Linked DNA regions of Homo sapiens: region 2 is linked to region 1. Evidence: chromatin loops called from intact Hi-C (ENCODE). Cell type or tissue: ascending aorta. All regions are shown on one strand.

Region 1 (8,000 bases):
GATAGACCAGTTGCAAAGGCTACTTTGAACATACGCAGACTTAGACTTAACACAGTGCCTGGCCCACAGTTAAAATGTTATAATCAGGCTGGGTGGTGTGATGGCTCCCACCTGTAATCCTAACACTTTGGGAGGCTGAGGTAGGAGAGTTGCTTGAGCCCAGGAGTTCGAGACCAGCCTGGTCAACATAGCAAGACCCCATCTCTACAAAACTTTTTAAAATTAGCTGGATGTTCATCTGAGATGTGAGGATCTGAAAAAAAAAATTAGTCTGATGGGCTGGCCCACGCCTATAGTCCCAGCTGCTTGGGAGGCTGAAGCAGGAGAATCCCTGGAACCCTGGAGGTTGAGGCTGCAGTGAGCTATGATGGTGCCACTGCATTCCAACCTGGGTGACAGAGTGAGATTCTGTCTCTAAATAAATAAATAATTTAAAAATTAGTGGGGTGGCTGGGTGCAGTGGCTAACACCTGTAATCCCAGCACTTTGGGAGGCCGAGACAGGCGGATCACCTGAGGTCGGGAGTTCAAAACCAGCCTGACCAACATGGAGAAACCCCGTCTTTACTAAAAATATAAAATTAGCCGGGAGTGGTGGCACATGCCTGTAATCCCAGCTACTCGGGAGGCCGAGAGGCAGGAGAATCGCTTGAACCTGGGAGGCAGAGGTTGCAGTAAGCTGAGATCCCGCCATTGCACTCCAGCCTGGGCAACAAGAGCGAAACTCCGTCTCAAAAAAAAAAAAAAAAAATTAGCAGGGCATGGTGGCACACACCTGTAGTCCCAGTTACTTGGGAAGCTGAAGTGGGAGGATCCCCTGAGCCCAGGAGTTCCAGGCTGCAGTGAGCTATGAACAAGCCACTGCACTCACTCCAGCCTGGGCAACACAGCAAGGCTGTCTCTTAAAACAAACAAAAAGACTATAATCATTGTACACATCTGCCTTGTCTATTGGCAGGAACAGCGCCAGGACGGCAGGGGAAGAGCTCCGTTTCCCTCCCTGCTCTGGCTCCCTTTAAAGGTGGCTGCCTCTCAGCCTCCTGGCCCACCCGGCCTTCAGGGCCACAGGCCTCAAGCCAGCTGGACACCTCACACCGGACAGCTCTGCCCTGGGAATCCTGGAACCCCCTGCTAGTAGGCGCCACGACCCAGGTCGAGGAATGCCCTCAGCACAGAGACTGTCCCCTGGGGCAGCTCGCCCTACTGCCTGATAAGGGCGGCTCCTTCGCGGCTCCCAGACTCTGGAGCCTGCGGGCTGGGCTGCAGCCAAACGCAGACACCCCTCTAATGCCGACAGCCTGGCCCCCTTACCCTGTAGCTCTCCGCCCTCAGGATGCATTCTTCCCCAGAAGCTCCCTGCCCACCCCCACCTGGAAGGCCTCCCTCGTCTGAATCAGGGCGCACACAGCTGAGTCTCCAGCGCGGACACCCCGTCACCCCAACACCCTTCTCCTCCCCCCGAACAACCGCTTACGATTTTTAGAAATCAGTAAAATACATGCCCAGCTCCAAACTTTTGGAAGCGCCTCAGAGTTTTGCAGAGCATAGCAGTGGTTCTGGGCTCCCCAGTGCACCCCAGACTTGGCTCCCTCCTGCCCAGCCCACAGCCGCGTCCCGAGAGTGAAGGGGAAGCACAGGCAGCCCTTTCCGCCGCCCCCGCTGGCATGACATCACCTTCCCCACGCCGAGAAGCTGAAGTCTTTCTCATTTTGTTTCATGCTCCAAGCGCAGCTTTAAAAACCTTTCCTGGAGGTGGGGAGGGAAAATACCCAAAATATTAGCCGTGGCTACAGCTGGGTGTAGGATGCAGGGAGTTACTGTTTCCTTCTTTATACGTTTGTATTTTCCACAATGACCACATTCTATTTTTTATTGTCAGGAAAACGAATGAGTGTTTTTTAAGTAAGCAATTTAGAAGCCTATTTGGTTGCCTTCAGCATTTTTCAGGGCCTCAGCTCGTTTCTGGAGCCAGCTTTTCAGCCGCTCTTCTCTCCGTTCTCTCGCTCTCTGAGTGGAGTTCTCTGCCTTCCACCCTTTGCTTCTGTCCTTTGAAAATGTGAGCGAAGCACAGTTGCTTGTGCAAACCACACCAGCCTCCTGAGATCCTCTCGATTTTCCTTCTCACTGGGAATATTTTTCATCAGAATTTATTCTCCCAAACTAAGAAAGGGACCTCATGTCCCCGCTCATCTGATGCACTGAGAACACAGCATCATTTTCCCAGTATTCTTGCCAAGAATACACAACCTGAGGCTTATCATGAGGAAACATCAGGCAGACCCAAACTGAAGGACATTCTACAAGAAAACTGCGTGGACTCTTCAAAAATGTCAAGGTCAGGAAAGACAAAGAAAGCCCAAGGAACTGTCGCCGATTGGAGGAGATTAGAGACAGGGCAACCAACTGCAGCACGTGATCTGGGATATTGTGTTGCTATAAAGGACATTACTGGGACAGTTGGTGACATCTAAATCTGAATACGGTCTGTAGATTAGCTAATTGTATTGAATCAGTGTTCGTTTCCTGACTTAGTCACTGCACTGTGGCTGTGTAGCAGAATGTCCTTTACTTTTTAGGAATTATACACTGAAGCTTTGGGAGATAGAGGGCATCACATCTGCAATTTACTCTCTTATGATTCAGAAAAATATATATATTTGTACACACAGACAGAGAAAACAGTAAGGCAAATGTGGCAAAAATGTTAATATTTGGGGAATCTTGATGAAGAGTTTAAAAAAAAATCCTTTTGTTCTGTTCTTAGAATTTTTCTGTAAGTCCCTTTGCTTCTGACCTCTGGGTTAATGCAGTTGACACAACAGCCTGACTCCTAGGCTGACTGCTGACTAATTCTTTGCTTGATGCTCTTGACCTTGGACTGTGTCCTCCCCCGATTTAGCCCCTGTAGAGACAGTGAGCAGGAAGACTAGTTTGGTGAATAATAAATCCGCTGTCACTGCCACCATCACCACCAACAGGGGCAGAGGGACTTTTGCTGAGCACTCACTATGTAAGTCAATGCTCCCATACCCTGAGTGATGTACACAGTACTTCACTCAGTCCTCACAGTAGTCTTCTGAGGTTGCCATTACAATCCCCAATCTACAGATAAAGAAACTGAGGCTCAGAGAGATGAACTCACTTACCTAACGTCACAGCAGCTATTAAGTGGCAAGGCCAGAATTGACCCACAAATCTCTAGAACCCCACAGTCTTACACTAATCTGCCCTGACACTGGTAAGGAGACTGACTGGCTGTACTCTGTTCTGATATTTTCTCTCCTGATTCTCCTTTGCTGAAATAATAGAAACAAAAATAATTGTACCAGCCATAAAAAAATGAAATCCTGTCATTTTCAACAACATGGATGAACTTGGAGGACATCATATTAAGTGAAATAAGCCAGACACAGAGAGACAAATACTGCATGATCTCACTCATATGTGGAATCTAAAAAAAAAAAAAAAAAAAATTGATCTCATAGAAGAAGAGTCAGAGAGTCCAACAGTGGTTACCAGAGCCTGGGAAGGGCAGGGGAGAGGGGAGGATGGGGAGAGGTCGGTCAACAGGTACAAATTACAATTAGATGGGAGGCATAAATTCTGGGGTTCTGTTACACAGTAGGGTGGCTATGGTTAACAGTAAGATATTGTATATTACAAAATAGCTAGAGGAGAGGCTTTTGAATGTTCTCACCACAAGGGAATGATAAATGCCTAAGGTGATTGACATGCTAACTACCCTAATTTGACCATTATACAATATATGTATTAAAATATCAAACTGCACCCCATACCTATGTACAATGATAATGTGTCAATTAAACTAATTAATTTTAAAAAATTATTATAAAGCTATGCTGCTCCATAGAGTGACCACATGTAGCTGTTTAAATTTAATAAGGCTGGGCATGATGGCTCATGCCTGTTATCCCAGCACTTTGGCAAATCAAAGCAGAGAATTGCCTGAGGCCATGTGTTCAAGACCAATCTGGGCAACACAGTGAGATCCATCCCTAGAAAAAATAATTTTAAAATGAGCTGGGTGTGGTGATGCTTGCCTATAGTCCTAGCTTGACTGGGAGTTTGAGGCTGCAGTGAGCTATGGCATGCCACTGCACTCCAGCCTGGGCAACCAAGCTGAGCTCTGTCTCTAAAAATTAATCAGTTAATTAATTAATTAATTAGAATTAAGTAAAATCTGAAATTCAGTTCCTCAGTCTCACTAGCCACATTTCAACTGCTGATTAGCTCCATGTGGCTTGTGGCTACAATTATTGGACAGAGCAGATTGTAAAACATTTCTAACACGGCAAAAAGTTCTATTGGACAATGCCGTTCCAAAAACTTTTACATGTGTTCATGAAGATACAAAAAATGAAAAATAAACAAAAAAAAATTTACATACCCTTCACTGACCAAGATAATTTTTTATTCAAAGTTAACTTATTTTTAAGATAAAACTTCAAACACAAAATTGACTTCAACACTGTTCTCACTTGTCACACAGAAACCAACTTTTCAGCCGCGGCAGCATCAGGTGTTAGGGAGAGACACCTCCTGGCAGCACATGGAATTACAACCTAGCACAATCAGACACTGGAACCAGCCAGGGACTGGGTTTCAGCAGCCATCGGTGGAATACCAGGAGATTCCCAAGAGTGGGAGAAAAATCCCATACCAAGAAACAATCATGGATAAGGCACCAGGAAGACATACTAGGTTACAAAAGCCCATCCAAGGCCAGGCGCAGTGGCTCACGCCTGTAATCCTAGCACTTTTGGAGGCCAAGGCGAGCAGATCACTTGAGGTCAGGAGTTCGAGACAAAAGCCCATCCACCACCAGACATAAATCTCCTGTGTCACATCCCTCAAGCCATGCATGGCTGCACAGAGATACATAATAATAAGTGTCGGTCATTTGAATAAATAAATGATTGATTGATTAATTCTGATTATTTCAGAACTCTACCATTAAGCATTTTATTGTCTTCTTTAACATTCTTTTTCAGTTGGACACATATTATGAAGGGAATGTAGAGCTGGGATTTACTGCTTCAAACAACTTAGCTGACACAGAAGTGTTCGATGATCAAGGAACGTCTGGACTTTAGCAAAATCATCAAGAACAAGAAAACATCAAGATGAGTTTCTGGTAAAGCATAAAAAGAAGTTCCTGGCTAGGCACGGTGGCTCACGCCTGTAATCTCAGAACTTTGAGAGACCAAGGAGGACAGATCACTTGAGTCCAGGAGTTTGAGACCAGCCTGACCAACATGGTGAAACCCCGTCTCTACTAAAAATACAAAAAGTAGCCAGGCATGGTGGTGTACATCTGTGATCTCAGCTACTCAAGAGGCTGAGGCACGAGAATCGCTTGAACCTGGGATGCAGAGGTTGCAGTGAGCTGAGATCATCCCACTGCACTCCAGCCTGGGCAACAGAGTGAGACTCTGTCACAAAAAAAAGAAAGAAAGAAAGATGTTCCCATTTTTTTTTCCTTTGGCCCAAGATGGTGGAAATGAAAGATGGCTTACTGGATTGGGAAATGGATTGGACCCTAAATCATTCTTTATCCACTCGTTCCACAGATACTGATTGGGCCTCTTGGTAGCCAGGCGGCGGGATGATGAGTAGTGCTGGAGGCCACTTAGCTGAGTTGTGCACACAAAATAACACAATGCACAAAAGGTTTATCTTCAGGAACTCATCCCGGGTAGAACAAGTGCTCAGCAGAGATCTGGGCTGGTGAAGGCAGCTTGCGGTCCCTGACTCTTCTGAGAACCTGGGGATCCAGGTTCAGGGAGACCAACGCTATTGGATACAAATCTTGAATTTAAAGAAATTGGGATGTAAATAATGATGCAATCCCCGAGGCTCATGGAGTACCCCAGTGACAGGAGAGGTTTTCCATGGGATTCAAGCAGGCTAATCAGCAAGACAATCTGGGCTGTCTCAGTGAGCCGTGGCCTGAGGCTACTTGTGGGCCACCTGTCCAGAATTGGAGGGGTCCCAGGGTCTGATGTAGCTTCAGAGAGATGGAATAGTAAAGAGGATCATGCATTGCAAAGTCCACAACAGCCCCCCAAAACAAGGACAGTCCCCTTATTTGATGAACTTTTGTTGGGTTCCTGTCTTGTGCCGAGCTGTGTGCTAGGTTCTGGGGAGACAGAGACCAATAAGCTTCAGAGACCTGAGAAGTAGGGTCCTTCTCTTCTTCATCACTTTCTTCACAAACCCACTTCAGTTTCCTCTTAACTCCTGGCATGAGTAAGGTGCTATTTCATAACCCTTTTATCTTTATTAAAGGTGTCAGGTATCCAATAGGAAAAAAAATGCACAAATGAATTTAAAAGGCATTCACACAAAAGGATATCAAAATGGCCAGTAAGTTCATAAAAAGATGCTCAACATCAGCCAGGCGCGGTGGCTCATGCCTGTAATTCCAGAACTTTGGGAGGTCGAGATGAGTGGATCCCTTGAGGTCAGGAGCTTGAGACCAGCCTGGCCAACATGGTGAAACCCTGTCTCTACTAAAAACACAAAAAATTAGCCAGATGTGGTAGCACATGCCTGTAATCTCAGGTACTTGGGAGACTGAGGCAGGAGAATCATTTGAACCCAGGAGGCGAAGGATGCAGTGAGCCGAGATTGCGCCAGCACACTCCAGCCTGGGCAACAGAGCGAGACTCCGTCTCAAAAAAAAAAAAAAGATGCTCAACCTCAATGGTTACAGGGAAATGCAAATTAGACCCACAATATGCTGTGACTATACACTCCCTAGAATGGCTAAAATTAAATTTCTGAAAATATCAAGCATTGGTGAGGATGTGGAGGAAGTGAACTCTTACATGCTGCTGGTGGAAGTATAAACCAGTACAAGCACTTTGGAGAACCATTTGGCAGTTTCTTCTAAAATTAAACATACACTCACCATGTGACCAAGCAGTTCCACTCCTGGGTATATACCCTGAAAGAAATGAGTGCGTACACACACCAAAAAACATGTACAAAAATACACATTGCTGCTAAATCGATAACAGCCAAAAACTAAATACAACTCAAATGCCCATCAATAGAAGAATAGATAAATACATTGTGGTGTACAGCACAGCAAGAAAAATGAATGGGTTGCTCTTACGTGAAATATGAATGAATCTCAAAAACACAATATTGATCACAAGATATCAAATAAGCCAGGCACAGTGTGGCTCACACCTGTAATCCCAGAACCTTGAGAGGCTGAGGCCAGAGGATCCCTTGAGTCTAGGAACTTAAGACCAGCCTGGGCAACATAGGGTGACCCCATCTCTACAAAAAAATTTTTTAAAAATTAGCTGGGTGTGGTAGTGTGCACCTGTAGTCCCAGTTCCTCGGGAGGCTGGAGCGGGGGCACCGCTTGAGCCCAGGAGTTCAAGGCTGCATTGAGCTATGGTCACACCACTGCACTCCAGCCTGAGTCACAGAGGACTAAGACCCCTTTTTAAAAAATAAAAATAAAAAATAAAAAAATAAAAGGCAAAACTTATCTACATATGATGAGAGAGGTCAGAATAGTGTCTACTTGTTTAGGGCAGTGGGAGATGGGGATTGAGTGAGAAAGGGCCTGAAGGAACTTACTAGAATGATGGAAATGTTCTCTATCCTGATCTTGGTGGTTGTTACATGAGTGTATACATAGGTAAAAATTCATTGAGCATCCACTTAAGATTTGTGTATTTTACTATATGCAAATTATGCATCAATAAAAGAGCAAAAACAATCAAAACTCTTAGGTGACCACACCTGATATAAGCATGGCTGATACATTAAAAAGCTTGCATATATTACAATGAATACCATCATTTGGGAATTTAATATAATTTTGTAACAGCCTCAGAAACAGTCATATTCCAGAGGCCCTTGGCAACAGCTTTGTTGCTTACAGCTCACCAGCACCAAAAGGGACCCGTCGCTTTCCAACCAAGGGGGCTGTGGCCCTGCCCAGAACTCTCAAGGGAT
Region 2 (8,000 bases), 280 kb before region 1:
ACCTCCCGAGGGCAGGCAGTGGGCTGCTCCAGCCCTGGCCCACCCTCCTGGGGTGTGGGTGTCTAAGCCCCAGCCAGGACAGAGACCCCTTGTTCATTCCCGGACCTCCATCACGCAACAGCCCGGGCCACCAGCCGCGCTCACAAACCTCAGCCCCTCCGGGATGCGGGGCAGCAGTAAATGTATCTGGCTCTCAGGTGTCGCAGGCCCTGCTCCCTTATCCTGCCCGGAGGGCACTGAGGTCTGGGAGGTGACAAGGAAAACTGCTGGGGGCCCCGGAAGCAGCGAGTCTCAGCCCCACCCCACGCTACGCGGAGCTGCAGAGCCTCTGCCTTCAAAGCAGCTGAGGCCCACGCTTACTCTCTTCCCGAGTGCGCCCCCACCCCTTGGTTCTTCATCTTGGGCCCAACAGCGGGTGGGGGAGCCCCAGCAGAAGACCAGACGAGACCGCAGCACCGGGCACCAACGTTGGTTTTAATGGCATCAACACCCAGGAGGTCACACGTCAGTTCTGGTTGGCAACGTCTAGGGGTGAGGGGCTGTGGCCTCCAGTCGGCCCCACAGCCTTTGAGAACTGGCTGCCCGGTCCCACCCGCTTCCCGCCCCGCCCCACTGAAAAAACACTAAACGATTGCACTGACAGACAGACCCCAGAGCGCCCGGCCTCCCACACACCCACGGGGCTGTCAGAGTCAACCAGGGCTTTGGCGTCACTCGGCGGTGGCCCGGGGCTGCGCCCAGGATAGTGTTTATCAAATGTGACACAGGTTCATTTACAAACTGGGGCTCTGGAAGGTCTACTTCTGTGGCTCTAAGAGACTTGTCTCTCATGGCTTCTCTCGGAGCTACCGGAAGTTGGGCCTGGATAACGCTGTGTAGGTTGGTTGGTTTATTTGTAAGGAATGTGTAAGGCATTTTGGTAAGTTGAACAGTAACTTCTTTTTCCAAAGAGGAAACTCAGACAGAGGTGCCCTCCTTTGAGCTGCTGCCGTCCTCCTGTGAACGAAGGCAGGTGGCGTGAGGGGGGCTGGGCCACGAGCCATGGCAGAACCACCTGCCCTCTACCCTGGGCCTTTAGTCCCTCCCTGGATTGACCCCCTCAAGCCACTCCAGTCCCTCAGAGAACAGGAGCCACAGACCCCTGGGGCTGGGGGACAGGGAGGACTTGGTGGGAGCTGAGGGGAAACCATCATCCTGCAGGGCAGGGGCTGGAGCACTGGCTAAGGGGCCCACACAGGTGCAAAGTGAGGACCTGGGCCAGCAGGGGGATCAGACACTCGCTTCCCAGCAAGGGAACCCCAGAAGGGTGGGTGGTGGGCCGGGTGGGCTGAAGCCCTCGTTAGGAAGTCTCTGTCCCCACTACCTCCGCCCAGCTCTGCCTCCCCTGGGGCTCCCAGCCCAGCGCTCCCAGCAGCTTGACGACTCCGCCCAGCTCTGCCTCTCCCGGTCCTGCCTCCCCGGGGCTCCCGGCAGCTCGACTCCTCCCGCCCTGCTTTGGCGCCAGGCACGCACTGCCTTTTCCAGCTGTTCCTGCAGCTTCTTCACCGTGTCCTTCTCCCTTGCCAGCTGCTCCTGGGTCGTCTTCAGAAGCTCCTGCAGTCTCGTGGCGGCGCGCCCCAGGTCACTTGTTAACTTCTTCTCTTTTTCTAGTCTCTCCTGATGGTCAGAAGGTTGACGGGCATCAGCCCTTGCACCGGCAGGAGGGCCACCCCAGCTATGCCCACAGGACCCTGACGCCAGGGGCTGGAGCCCTCTGGGGACACAAGGAAGGCAACTCCTGGTCACCCGGAGATAGGTGGTGACGACAGGGAGGAAACCGCCCATGCTGACCGTGAGGGCTGGGTCCTGTGCTCTCAGCACCACCAGAACTTCCTGGGGCAGGAGCAGTTTACTCCGCACTGTCCAAGGCAGCACAGGAGACACACCTGACTACTGAGCGCTGGACGTGTGGCTGAGGAACGCACTTCACGTTCTACATGCTTCACATTTCGACAGCCACCAGGACTAATGGCTGCCATGTGACCATGTGACACTGCAGGGCTAGGAGTCCCCACCCCAGCCCCGGGTAGTGACAAGGGGAACCAGTGCCAAGGGCAGGTCCCGGTGGGGTCGGCTCTCCCCTTCCTGGCCCCTTTCCGAGGCCAAGAGTGGCGCCAGCCCCAGAGCAGACCCTCCAGGTGTGACCCCCGCCCCAGCCCCTGCCTGCCTTCAGCTGTGAGGCCTCCTCTGTTTCTGAAGACTCTAGGGGGCCGGCTGTGCGGAGCTTCTCCAATTCTTCTTGTAACCGACATGCCGAGGTCTGAGCCTTGCCGGAGAGGGAAGTGAGGTCTGGGTGAGACGTCTTATAAACGGCTGTGCTGTCAAGACCCTACCGAGCACGCCTGGGGACCAGGGGGCCCCCCCAGCCTGATGGAGCAACAGCTCCATCCTGTAGCTGGAATGAGTGGGCCAGACCCACAAGTTCTGACCCAGCCCCAGGCCCTCAAGGCTCCTCAGGGATGCAGACCACCCACAGGGCTCCCAAGGTGCCTCCAGCCTGTGCTCCACCTGCCCGGGCCCCACCCACTGCTGCCCAGAAGGCCCAGGCCCAGCCCAGGTGCTGCTGGGCACAGCCGAGCGGGGCAGGGCTGACCCACTCATTCCCTGGAGACTCAGGGCCCAGGGGCTGATGGGGGCTGAGAGCCACCAGGCAGGGCCTGACCTCCTCAAACTCGGCCGTGAGCTTCTGCCGCTGTGTCTGCTCATCCTCCAGGATGGCTTCTGTCCACTCCAGCTGCGTCTTCAGCTGTGCAAACACCGCAAACATAACCCGGCAGCCCGGTGAGGAACCCTCCAGGGGCCCAGGGATCCAGCACAGGCACCGCTCTCTAGCTGCTTCTAGCTTCCCCTTTCCCTGCCCCAACGCTCCCCTCGTTGGGGAGAGGGCACCTCAGCCCCTGGTACAGACTTCGGTGTGGCTCAGGAGCAGCTGATGGGGCCTCTGCAACCTCAGGGGCCTTTAACGAGACTCACAGGACAAGAACGATGCCTCCGAGCCCTGGCCCCATGACAACCCCCTTAACAGCCACACCATGGCCACCCCAGGGACAGGCCCTGCCTCTTGGTGAGGACTCTTGGTGGCTATTGCCGGGCTCAAAACTCTGGAGAGCGAATATCCTGCTAGCGATGTCCCAGCCGGGGTTGCAGTGGGAGACAGTCCCCTTCGATGGCTGCAGACCCTGCCCAGAGCTGCTCCTGAGCCCTGTAGGTGCAGACCCCAAATCACGGACTCCCTCTTCGAGTCCCACCTCCCCCCAACTCCTCCAGCCTCTCCACCTGGCCACCTTTCTGTTCCATGCTCTGTGGCTTTCTCCGAACCTGGATGATCCAAATGGGGCAAAGCAGGGTGGGGTGGGGAAGCAGCGGAGGCTGGAGCAGCCAGTGCGGGGTTTAGTCCGAACGGAGGCAGCAGGGCCTGCACTCTTCTGGGATTAGTGATGTGTCTGGGGACCAGCTCACCGCCCTAACCTGAACGGGGTCCTGCTCGGCTGGGGGCGCCTCTGGGGAGGAAGCTGGGGCCCCAGCTATGTCACCATCCTCTACGTGGCTCTTCATTTCACTCAACTGCTGCCTGACCTGGAACAGGAAGGGGTGTGTTTGCAAATGCACAGCCAGTCGCACACCCACCATGCTCACTCCTGCAGGGACCCCCTCGGAGGACCGTAGCTGCTCTCAACAGCCAAAGTCCCTTCAGGGGACCTGGCTTGGTAACTGTGACCTATGTCTGGCCACCCCCGCCGCCAACCTGAGCCAAACCAAGGCCACCAAGCCTCTGGGCTAATGAGACCCAATGTGCTCTGCTCCAAGCCCAACCGGAGGGGAGCCCTCCCTGGGAGTGAGGTGACCCCTGATGGGCATGGCCCACAGAGCAAAGGAATCCGAATGGAACCGGGGGGTGGCCGCCACACTGTCTACACCCCCCGTTTCTCCTTCAAGGATGCAGTCCACTGCTCAGAGCCCTTTCCGGGGTCTAGAAAAGATTATGAGATAACATTCTTGCCTAACAAGGTCCCCCACCCCTACGCTCCATCACTGGGGTTAGGTGGCATATCTGGCTGCACCCAAACCACTGGGCCTGCAATTTGAAGGGCAGGTGTCACTCGAGAGGCTCAGGTAGAGGTTCCAATTGGAGACCCAGGTGGGGCCCTTGGCATAAGCTCCCCAGGGAACATGGGCGGTCTCTGACCCTGCGCTGAGGGGCCACCCCAGGTACGTGGGAACCCCAGACATTCTTCCCTCCCTCTGAACAGCCCCTCCCAATGCAAATAACGAACTGCACAGCTGGAAGACAACAGAAACTCCAGGGGGTTTTCTCTGCACATCCCCGGCCTGGGCCATGCCCCCGGGGCCTGTCACCCAGACTTCGCTCAGCCAAGGCTTCAGTGAGTGGCCCCTAGACACAGGAGGAGACCTGGCCTAGGCAGCACTGCCCTCTGGTGTTCTGGTCCGGGTAAGACCTGAATGACCAAGGGGGACCGAGGGTGTTGGGAGCGTGTGCCGGACTCACTGGCTGCTGCAGGGGGAATGCCAGCCCATTTTTATTTAAAATTTCCCAATTTCTCCCTGTTGACAACTAATTCAAGATTTAAAAAAACACCGCAGATCAAACAGAACATGTCTGCGGCCTCACAGGGTGCTGCTCACAACACCAGCCTTGGGGCGGTACCAGATCCGGTGAGGCTGGGTGGAGCCTGCCAAGGAGCTGGGACTTGGCATCAGACACCTGAGCTGAACACCAGGAGGGACTCAAGAGGCCACCTGCACAGGCAGAGCTCCAGTGGTCTGCCAAGGGGGCTGCTCTCTGCACCCGGCAGCTGGTATGGGGCCGGGCGTGGAGCAGGTCTTCCCTGCATGCCTGTGGCTTTGACTGAATTGATCTGAGCTGTCACTGAGGTGAGAAAACCCACAGAAGGCACGGGACTTGCTGAGAGCCCCAGGGCGATGGGTGGCCAGGCCAGGAGGAACCCCCAGGCTTCCTGGTCTTGTGATGCCAGGGACTGCAATATCCCTGACGCCCCCAGGTGACTACAATGGGCTCACAGGGAATGCAGACGCCCAGAGCTCTCACTACCTTGAACAGGGGACCAGGTAGCCAGGGGACGGGAGATGGAGTGGGAGCACCCTGGTCCCAACAGCCACAGGCCCAGCTCAGAGTTCTGGGCAAATGTGCAGGAAGGCCCCCAGAAGCCGGCCCCATGCTGCTCAACGGGTGACACTGTCCCTTCCCTAGGCTTTATCTTTGAGTGGACACAAACGCATGACTGGCAAATGCATCTCACACACGCAACGCCCCAGGTCACACTCCTGGCATGGGGACATGGAGGCCACCTACCAGGGCAAGCTCATCGCTCTGTTTCTGGGCTTCGCTCTTGGCGGCATCGAGCTGAGATTGAGATTCTAGGAGAAGTTGCCTCAGCTTGGGGAGAAAACAGAGGCGGGTGATGGGAAAAAAGGAGAGAAAAGGAGAAAACCAGTCCCCGTGAGTTAGCGCCGAAACATAAAACCTAACACATCCACTTAACCAAAACCCTGAGGAGGGTCACAGCATCGGGCCGGCACAGGGCTCGCCAGGCTTCCTACAGCTACGATTTCTTTTTTGAGGACTTAGGAAGAATGGTGTTCACTGCGTACCTCTTTCAGGCCTTCACAAATGTTTACTGATTATCTCTGGCAAAAAAGGGCCAAAAGTTGGAGATGATTTTTTTTTTCAGAGATGGTCTCAATCTGTCATCCACGCTGGTCTTGAACTCTTGGGCTCAGGCAATCCTCCTGCATCAGCCTCCTAAGCAGCTGGGAACGGAGGTGCCCACCAGTGTGCCTGGCTTTTTTTTTTTTTTTTGGTAGAGATGCGGTCTTGCTATGTTGCCCAGGCCGGTCTCAAATTTCTGGCCTCGAGCAATCCACCTCAGCCTTTCAAAGTGCTGGGATTACAGGCATGAGCCGCTGTGCCTGGCCCAAAAGTTTGAGATTAAACCAGAATTGGGATACTGGGCTTGTGCTTCTGCTTCTGAAGAGCAGAAAAAGTGTCAGATCTAAATCCACTCCCCACCAGATATGACATCAGCAAGCCAGGCAGAGAATCCCCTTGCGGAGGGATAACCTAGAACGTCAAACGCCTCCCTCGGGGCAGGGCTGCCTGGCTCTGCCCCTGTCCTGGCTGGGAGGCTGCCTTTTTGAAACCTGCCCTGAGAGACACCTCAGGCCTGACAGCCCAACGAGGGGCCTGTGAGGCTTCGGGCAAACGCCTGAGGACTCGGACTTCAAGGCTTATGTCACCGAGAGCTGCTCCCACAGGGCTGAGGAGAAGCAGCTCAGGGAGGACCGCAGATCTGCTGGGCAGGGGCTGCACTCCTTGGGGGGCAGACTCACCCCTGCCACCTCCTTGGCGTAGTTCTGGCACTCGGCGCTGGCGGCCGCCATGTGCTTTTCCAGCTCTGCCTCCAAATGCGACGTGTGCTCCCTCACCTGGACAGATGCACAGACACGCACACGCATGCGCCAGCAGCCTCTGCTCAAAGGGCACTCACCTCAGGGAGCAGGCTGGCCCTGGGATAGGTGAGGCCTCTCGGGAGATCCCTGAGGCCCACCAGCTACCAAGCAAACGAGAAACTAGTCCGCGGCAAGAGAACCCCTTACGGAAAGTGGCAGGCTGCACCCGGGCACTCCTGGGGACTGACATGCTCTTAGATTTACTTGCAAAAGCAGGTACCAAGGGTACCTTCTCCAGGGCTCCCTGTGGCGTCTGAAGGGGGCAGTGGGGCCACCTTGACTGTGAAGGCCGTGGCAGAAGCCCTGTTCACCAGGGCTGGGCAGGTCTGCACAGGGCCCGTGGCTGGGTCTCAGGGTCCTCTGAGGTAGTCAATGTCTCTCATTAAGGAAAAACAGGATGGACAAGATCCCTTGGCTTGAGAGAGAATGCCTCTCTTAAGGCACACGGTCCATGAGGAAGAAATCAGTGAAGTGTCCTCTGCATTAACGTCACTTTCAAAGAGGCTCCCGGGACAAGAGAAAGAGTTCTCTGAGCAGAGCACATACCTGGTCCGAACTTTCAAGTTCTCCTTTTAGCTTCTCTACAATCTCTTCGAGATGCTTCACTGTGACCCGGGACTACAAAGCAAGGGGAAGGCTCCGTCAGACACGAGCACCTGGGGGTGTCTCCTTCCGAGGCCATGCTAGGACCCGAGCGGGACTGACCCAACTTAGGAAGCCCCGGGGGTGCCCACTCCGCCCAGCTGGGACGGTCACCCTGGCGCCATCTGGCAGTGTCTTCCTAGGCGGGGGCCTCCTGGAGGACGGACTGAGCTGTCATCCCGCAACTGTGCTTCATAGGGTGTCGTGGAAAAGCCCCACCGAGACACACGAGTCTCACAGGTGACAGAGACAATCCTGTCAACTCTCCCCTGGGCTTCATGTGCTCCACGGCGCCGGGAGGCAGGCAGGGCTGCATATACCTTCTGGAGCTCCTCCTCTGCGGCGCCCACCTTGGCCCTCCACACCTGCTCCTCCTCCTCCACGCTCTTCTGCAGGTCTCTGAGCATGCCCTCCTGGGGGGAAACCGAGGTGAGGCAGGGCCCTCTCCCTCCCGAGACCCGCACCACACAACCGCATCTTCCTGTCCCTGCAGCCCTGGTGACCTGCCGTGCTCCGCCTGCTGACTTCATGAGCGCCAGCGTTAGGTGGGGAGGGAAGGCAACCACTGTCCTGGGAGGGAGGTCCTCTGGCCAGTGGGCCAGTGTGGCTGCAGTGCCAGGCAAGGAAATGAGGTCTGTGACCTGCACAGGACCACTAGGATGCTTGTTACTGCCGGGGTTTGCCACCAGCACCAAGTGTGTCAATGGCCCAGGACGAGGAGCACAGGATGGGCTGGCCAGAGAGTGGCAGGGCTAGACCTGGCATTGCTCTTAGTCACAAACGGGGTTCAACCTGGCAGTCACCAGCTGCTTACCCCGTCCTTCCCCTTC

What was found. A loop is a pair of places that touch in the nucleus more often than their neighbours do. Peaks named below come from ENCODE experiments on the same cell type or tissue, not always from the same donor. Only the 100,000 strongest peaks of a DNase experiment are listed, where the experiment ranks them.
Region 2: it touches region 1 in a loop (3-fold over the local background); 6 of 110 quality-filtered maps call a loop at or near these places.

What each region holds. Positions count from the first base shown.
Region 1 is chr20:17,894,141-17,902,140 of GRCh38, forward strand. No RefSeq gene overlaps it. Among named protein-coding and RNA genes, the nearest start is that of SNORD17, 65 kb to the right of the region's middle. RefSeq lists enhancers at 1,370-2,046, 1,701-1,840. In ascending aorta, a CTCF peak has its summit at 4,558 (motif pointing left); DNase peaks (open chromatin) are centred at 1,141, 1,641, 2,341 and 4,561; H3K4me3 peaks cover 1,524 bases; H3K27ac peaks cover 1,889 bases.
Region 2 is chr20:17,613,225-17,621,224 of GRCh38, forward strand. It overlaps RRBP1 (ribosome binding protein 1), which reads right to left. Exons shown (of 25, transcript NM_001365613.2): 17 at 7,491-7,583; 18 at 7,075-7,146; 19 at 6,409-6,504; 20 at 5,372-5,455; 21 at 3,508-3,615; 22 at 2,702-2,785; 23 at 2,207-2,305; 24 at 1,513-1,656; 25 at 455-996. The coding sequence ends at 958. Among named protein-coding and RNA genes, the nearest start is that of DSTN, 47 kb to the left of the region's middle. RefSeq lists enhancers at 690-1,413, 1,414-2,137. In ascending aorta, a CTCF peak has its summit at 4,471 (motif pointing left); DNase peaks (open chromatin) are centred at 427, 1,477, 2,297, 4,477 and 13 weaker places; H3K4me3 peaks cover 1,200 bases; H3K27ac peaks cover 4,187 bases.